2 separate regions of the Mus musculus genome follow, and region 2 is linked to region 1. The links are chromatin loops, found by intact Hi-C in ENCODE. Cell type or tissue: left cerebral cortex. All regions are shown on one strand. Each heading gives the region's core, and the rest is flanking DNA. Links, peaks and the distances in the headings are about the cores only.

Region 1 (2,907 bases), core at 265-2,764:
TCAACCAGGGACCCGGAGGACTTGAGCCCTTTATGAACGCCTTATGCAAATTAGGTCTCAAAGTACTTTTAATTTCCATTGGCCCATACGCGAAACTTGCGTTTTCAGTACAAGCCTAAAATTTCAGATTTCATTGGACTTCTCAGGGGCCAAATAACCACCAATGAAAAGCTCCCTCCTCACCCCACCCCTAGGAGCGCCTATAAAGGCCTTAGAGACGAATCAACCTAGCTTTACAGAAGTTGTCACCTCGGTGTGTCCTACATTATACTCTAAGTTATGTCTGGCCGTGGCAAACAGGGAGGCAAGGCCCGCGCCAAGGCCAAGTCGCGGTCTTCCCGGGCCGGGCTACAGTTCCCGGTGGGGCGTGTGCACCGGCTGCTGCGCAAGGGCAACTACGCGGAGCGCGTGGGCGCCGGCGCGCCGGTATACATGGCGGCGGTGCTGGAGTACCTAACGGCCGAGATCCTGGAGCTGGCGGGCAACGCGGCCCGCGACAACAAGAAGACGCGCATCATCCCGCGCCATCTGCAGCTGGCCATCCGCAACGACGAGGAGCTCAACAAGCTGCTGGGCAAAGTGACGATCGCACAGGGCGGCGTCCTGCCCAACATCCAGGCCGTGCTGCTGCCCAAGAAGACCGAGAGCCACAAGGCTAAGAGCAAGTGAAACTCAACACGAATCCAAAAAGGCTCTTTTTAGAGCCACCAAATCTTTTACAAAGGAGCTAGCTAACGCGCCAGTTTGTGACCAGCCCTTTGGATGACACTTTGGTGGCTCTTAAAAGAGCCTTTTTGTGTGGAAAGGGATAATAGTTATTTGTTCTTTCCAGGCTTATGACTTTCCGTTTTCTTCGGAAGTAAGACAGCCTGAATATTGGGGAGGACCCCGCCCTGGGCGATGGTGACTCCCCCTAGTAACTTGTTGAGCTCCTCATCGTTCCTCACAGCTAGTTGCAGATGGCGCGGGATGATGCGCGTCTTCTTGTTGTCGCGGGCCGCGTTGCCCGCCAGCTCCAGGATCTCGGCCGTTAGGTACTCCAGCACCGCCGCCATGTACACCGGCGCGCCGGCGCCCACGCGCTCCGCGTAGTTGCCCTTGCGCAGCAGCCGGTGCACACGCCCCACCGGGAACTGCAGCCCGGCGCGGGACGACCGCGACTTCGCCTTGGCGCGGGCCTTGCCTCCTTGTTTGCCACGGCCAGACATGGCGGAATAAGCAATTTCTGCTGCTTTTTCCAAGGGAAGGATATGGAAAGGTGAATTTATAAGATCTATCGGGAGGGGTGAAGGAAAAGTAGCTTGATTGGCTTAAAATGGAGCTGTCTCCAACAGCCAATGGGAAAGCAGAAGCTAGACTCGGTGGTTTACATCCTGCAGTACAGGAAATGACGAATTTTTTGAAAAAGGAATTTACCAATCGATGAGAGCCACATTTAAAGGCCCTCACTTACATCGTAGGATTTTAAGGGCAGAAGAATTTCGCGGAGCTGTTTATTGTGGTAATTTATAGAGGTTTGTTTTGTTTGCCCAGTTTAGAGCTGAAAAATCTAAACAAACAACCAAGAGCACAAAACTCGAAACACTCCCCTTGAAGTATGGGATTTTGCTCTGTCCCCACCCCCACCCCGGAGCTTTAAATTACTCTCCATGTCTCACACAAGCAGGCTCCGTAAAGGAATTAGGAAAGTTGCTTCGCTTCCTTACCCTTGACAGTGGCTCCCCATCTTTGCCCCTGGGTCGTTTGACCAAGGGCTAGATGACATTGTATCCATCGTCTTTGACCTCTAGGAGGTGTCTGCCACCACCTTTTCCCTCTAGCTTTTAAGATGTCCTCGTTTGATCTGGGGTTTTCTTTACCCTGCTCCGGTTCTCTCCCCACTAAAAAATCCGCGAGTTCAGCTGAACTGTCCTATCCCCAGCTCTTCCCTCTGGCGAGGCTTACAAGCTTCCAGCTAATTCAGATTCGCTTCACAAGCTCAGACTCCGGTATCAGGCGTTTACTAAATGTTTAACTCGTTTGTCTCAACAAGCATCATATTAGCATCTGAAACATGAGCTCTGCATTCCTTTGCCCTATCCCAAGAATTGCACCCAAAAACTTTCAGGTACCAAGATAAGACGGTGGGGGGTGAACGGTGAGGGAGCCTGTTAAGGGAACTGTATCTAATTCTAGAAGTTACAGTTACATTCTAAACTATTCTTAAGTTTGCAGGGTATTTTGTTAGCATTAGACAGCCATTCTGCTATGCAAGTTCTAACAACATTAACTTTTGAGGCATTTGGGGCTGAGAACAAAACCCAGATAACAGGAAAATCTCGTACACATATCCCTGGCACCTTGTGAGGTTCTGCTTAAAGAGTCAGTGAACCCCCTCGCCTTGACCTCTGGTTTTCTTCTCAGTGATCTGAGTTGTGAAGAAGGCTAACGGGACAGAGATCGCTCAACCCAAGTGTGATTCACCCTGTGCTATAGGCCATCTACAAAGTGGATGTAATTTTCTGTTTTGTGGGTAAAGAAAAAAGGGCTCAAGGGGATTTAGACCCTTGTTAAAGGGCATTGTAGTCCCTCGCTAACCCAAGTGTTTCAGACTCAGAATATACTCTTTATGACTTTATTCATAATATTTCACTAACCAGATATTGGGCATAATGAAGTAACTTGTCCACCATTACTTTCCTCTATAAGGGAAAATTATTTTGAGATTTTAAATTCCATACAAAATCTTATTAGGTAAGTCTACATAGGCCAGTATGTAATTGTCTATTGCTCCCTAGAGCTCCCTTGCTTGAATTTTAGCCAGAGACTTCCTAGAAGAGACAAACAGGCCATTTGTAGAGTGCACACATCACTCACCAGCTGGCTGGTATTTCCTCTGAGACCTCTGGGATTGTTTCCCTAAGGCAG
Region 2 (2,907 bases), core at 143-2,642, 250 kb after region 1:
GGAAATATATAGTTAATGTGAGGAAGAACGGGTTTTTGTGTTTATTAATTTGGGATGGATGCCTTGTGCTTCAGTGCCCTTGAGAAGGTCAGAGGACAACCTGCAGGGGGACCCTCCATCTCTCCTTCCATTGTGGTCCTAGGATTGAGCTCAGGTGGTCAGGCTCATCAGCCAGCATCTTTACCTGCTGAGCTATCTTGTCAACCCGAGAGACTGATTTGTAATTTATAAATCCAAGCCTATCCTGTCTCAAAAGAGAAAAAGAAAAATCTTTCCTGTTCAGTTATGGACCTGATACTAAAAGAAAAAGCTGTGTGCCGGGCGGTGGTGGCGCACGCCTTTAATCCTAGCACTTGGGAGGCAGAGGCAGGCGGATTTCTGAGTTCGAGGCCAGCCTGGTCTACAAAGGGAGTTCCAGGACAGCCAGGGCTACACAGAGAAACCCTGTCTCGAAAAACCAAAAAAAAAAAAAGAAAGAAAGAAAAGAAAAAGCAATTGTTTTATTTTTTAAAGTTGGACGGAACCTCAAGAGGACCTGCTGGGCACCCTCTTACAGTGAAGGGCTTCAAGCGACAAACTGGTTTAGATTGATTTTAACTTTTTATGTGTATGAGTGTTTTGCCTGCCTGTATGTCTGTGTGCACTGCATGTGTGCTTAGAAGAAACCACAGAGGTCAGAAGACTGCATGGGATGCCCTGGAGCTGGAGTTAACAGATAATTGTGAGACAGTCTGCTTGCTGGAAACCAAACTTGGATCCTCTGAAAAAGGTTTTTATTCACCAGCCTTGAGCTCTGCCTGCCCAACTGGCTCCTGCTCCAGATGTGACTTCGCAGTTTTGCCAGGGATGCAGATAGCCCAGGAACAGTGCCTCCCACCACCTGCTCAGAGGAGGTGCCAATGACGTGGGTGTTCCTGTGTGTGAAATCCAGCGAGATCCTCCCCCTTCCTTTGGCAAAAGCTCCCAAGATATCATTAGAGGAAGAAAGGGAAAAAGAAAAAACAAAAACAAAAAACAAGGTGCTCTGCCCCTCCTGGCTTCAGATGCAGTACCTGTTAAGACTGTTGTGGAGTTACATCTTTTTCATAGCTCTTTAACCATTTCCCGGTGGGTCAGTCATGTTTTCTGCTAAGACCCCACCACCAGCACAGAAAATTGCAACTTTTGAGCAGGCAGTGCCCTCTAGTGTTGTACTTTAATAATAAAAACTTAAATGCTACCCCCCCCCCCGCCTTTATCTAATATCAAAGCAAAGAGAAAGTCTGCCAAAATCAAATCACATCTTCCTAACCCATCCCCCACCCCCACCCCAGCTTCACAGAGCTGACATTTAGGACTTGATGATGCCACAGGCAGTCTTGTCCGTTGTGGGATGTTTAGCAGCAACTCTGGTATCTACCTCCCAGGTGCAGTGCCACTGAGGCCAGGTGTGACAACCAAAATATCAAGAGACATATCACTAACGGTCCCCAGGGAGTAAGTCACCCTGGGAAACCACTGGTTAGGAAGTGGCTTGCTCTTCTGGCCAAATATGAGTAGCAGAGATGGGGAAGGGGTGACTCATGTATGTTATGCAGATACATGGCTTCTTTTGTTTTTAAATTTTTTTATGTATATAGGTGTATGGCCTGCATGTGTGTCTGTGTACAAGAAGGGAGTGCTGAATCTTCTGAAAATGGAATTACAGCCGGCTGTGAGCTCTAGCACAGGTCCTAGAAACTGACCATGGATCCTCTGCAAGAGCCATCAAAGCTCTTAACCTTTGGGAGGAACATCTCTCCAGCACCGTCCACCTCTTCTTTTTTTTTAAAGCAGGGTCCCGTGTAGCTCAGGCTGGCCTCAGACTCACTATGTAGCCAAGGCTACCCTTAAATTCTTCATCTCCCTGTCTGCCTTCCTTTGCTGGGATTACAGGCTATGTGCCCTGTGCACATATGTAACGCTATTTTGTGCTCTGTCACTCAGTGGTGTGGTTGTACAGGTGCAAGCTCCTGTTCACAGGACCTTGAAATGGAGTCAGTTAGCCAGGCCAGCAGCTGTGATCACCCCCTGCCTCCACTTCGGAAGCTGTTGCTTTACTGGCTGTCTCTATTGGCCTTACCTCTCTCTCTCTCTCTAATTAAATGCAACTAGACAATCTTCTGAACACACTATAGAGCAAATCACAGTCTTTAGACTTTTATCTTTTAAAGGGCTGGTTTAGGACATACATTTAAAACTCAAACTTAGAAATGTGCGTGGCTTGGCTAGAGTAAAAAAAAAAAGAAGAAGGGGACTGGAAAGATGACTGTTTTTTTGGTTTTTTGGGGGTGTTTGTTTGTTTGTTTGTTTGTTTTTGTTTTGGCGGGGGGCATCTGAGACAAGGTTTCTTGTGTAGCTCTGGCTGTCCTGGAACTCACTCTGTAGACCAGGCTGGCCTTGAACTCGGAGATCTCCCTGCCTTTGCCTCCCAAGTGCTACTAGGATTAAAGGCATGCGCCACCACCACCCCACTGTGGCTAGGCTATTAAGAACACTGCGGCTGCTCTTACCGAGGACCTGGGTTTGACTGCCAGTAGCCACATAGTGGCTTACAACCATTTGTAACTCCAGTCCCTGGGGATCCAATGCCCTCTCCAGACAAACACGTAGGCAAAACACCCAAACACATTAAAAAGGAAAAATAAAAAAAATAAACAAAAATGAAATGTGGAAGGCCATGCTCTGACTGGAGACATCGGGACCTTTTCCCAGCTATGTTAAAGTCCAAGCTGGGCTGTCTTCTCTGTCTTCAATGAGGTGGCTGAGCAGCAGACGCCAACGTGCAGATCTTCATGAAGACCCCGACGGCCAAGACCATCACTCTTGAGGTCGAGCCCAGTGACGCCACCGAGAATGTCAAGGCCAAGATCCAAGACAAGGAAGGCA

Evidence for each region. A loop is a pair of places that touch in the nucleus more often than their neighbours do. Peaks named below come from ENCODE experiments on the same cell type or tissue, not always from the same donor. Only the 100,000 strongest peaks of a DNase experiment are listed, where the experiment ranks them.
Region 2: a loop joins it to region 1, with 2.0 times the contacts of the local background. A loop is called at or near these places in 2 of 42 quality-filtered maps.

Annotation. Positions count from the first base shown.
Region 1 is chr3:96,218,217-96,221,123 of GRCm38, reverse strand. H2ac21 (H2A clustered histone 21) reads right to left here and starts at 1,239. Exons shown (of 1, transcript NM_178213.5): 1 at 770-1,239. The coding sequence starts at 1,208. The coding sequence ends at 816. H2ac20 (H2A clustered histone 20) reads left to right here and starts at 244. Exons shown (of 1, transcript NM_175662.2): 1 at 244-711. The coding sequence starts at 280. The coding sequence ends at 669. It overlaps H2bc21 (H2B clustered histone 21), which reads right to left and starts at 52. Exons shown (of 1, transcript NM_178214.4): 1 at 1-52. In left cerebral cortex, for the core only: a CTCF peak has its summit at 1,782; DNase peaks (open chromatin) are centred at 1,318 and 1,785; H3K4me3 peaks cover 2,060 bases; H3K27ac peaks cover 1,994 bases.
Region 2 is chr3:95,964,283-95,967,189 of GRCm38, reverse strand. No RefSeq gene overlaps it. Among named protein-coding and RNA genes, the nearest start is that of Gm9054, 20 kb to the left of the region's middle. In left cerebral cortex, for the core only: a CTCF peak has its summit at 1,155 (motif pointing left); a DNase peak (open chromatin) is centred at 900; H3K4me3 peaks cover 218 bases; H3K27ac peaks cover 228 bases.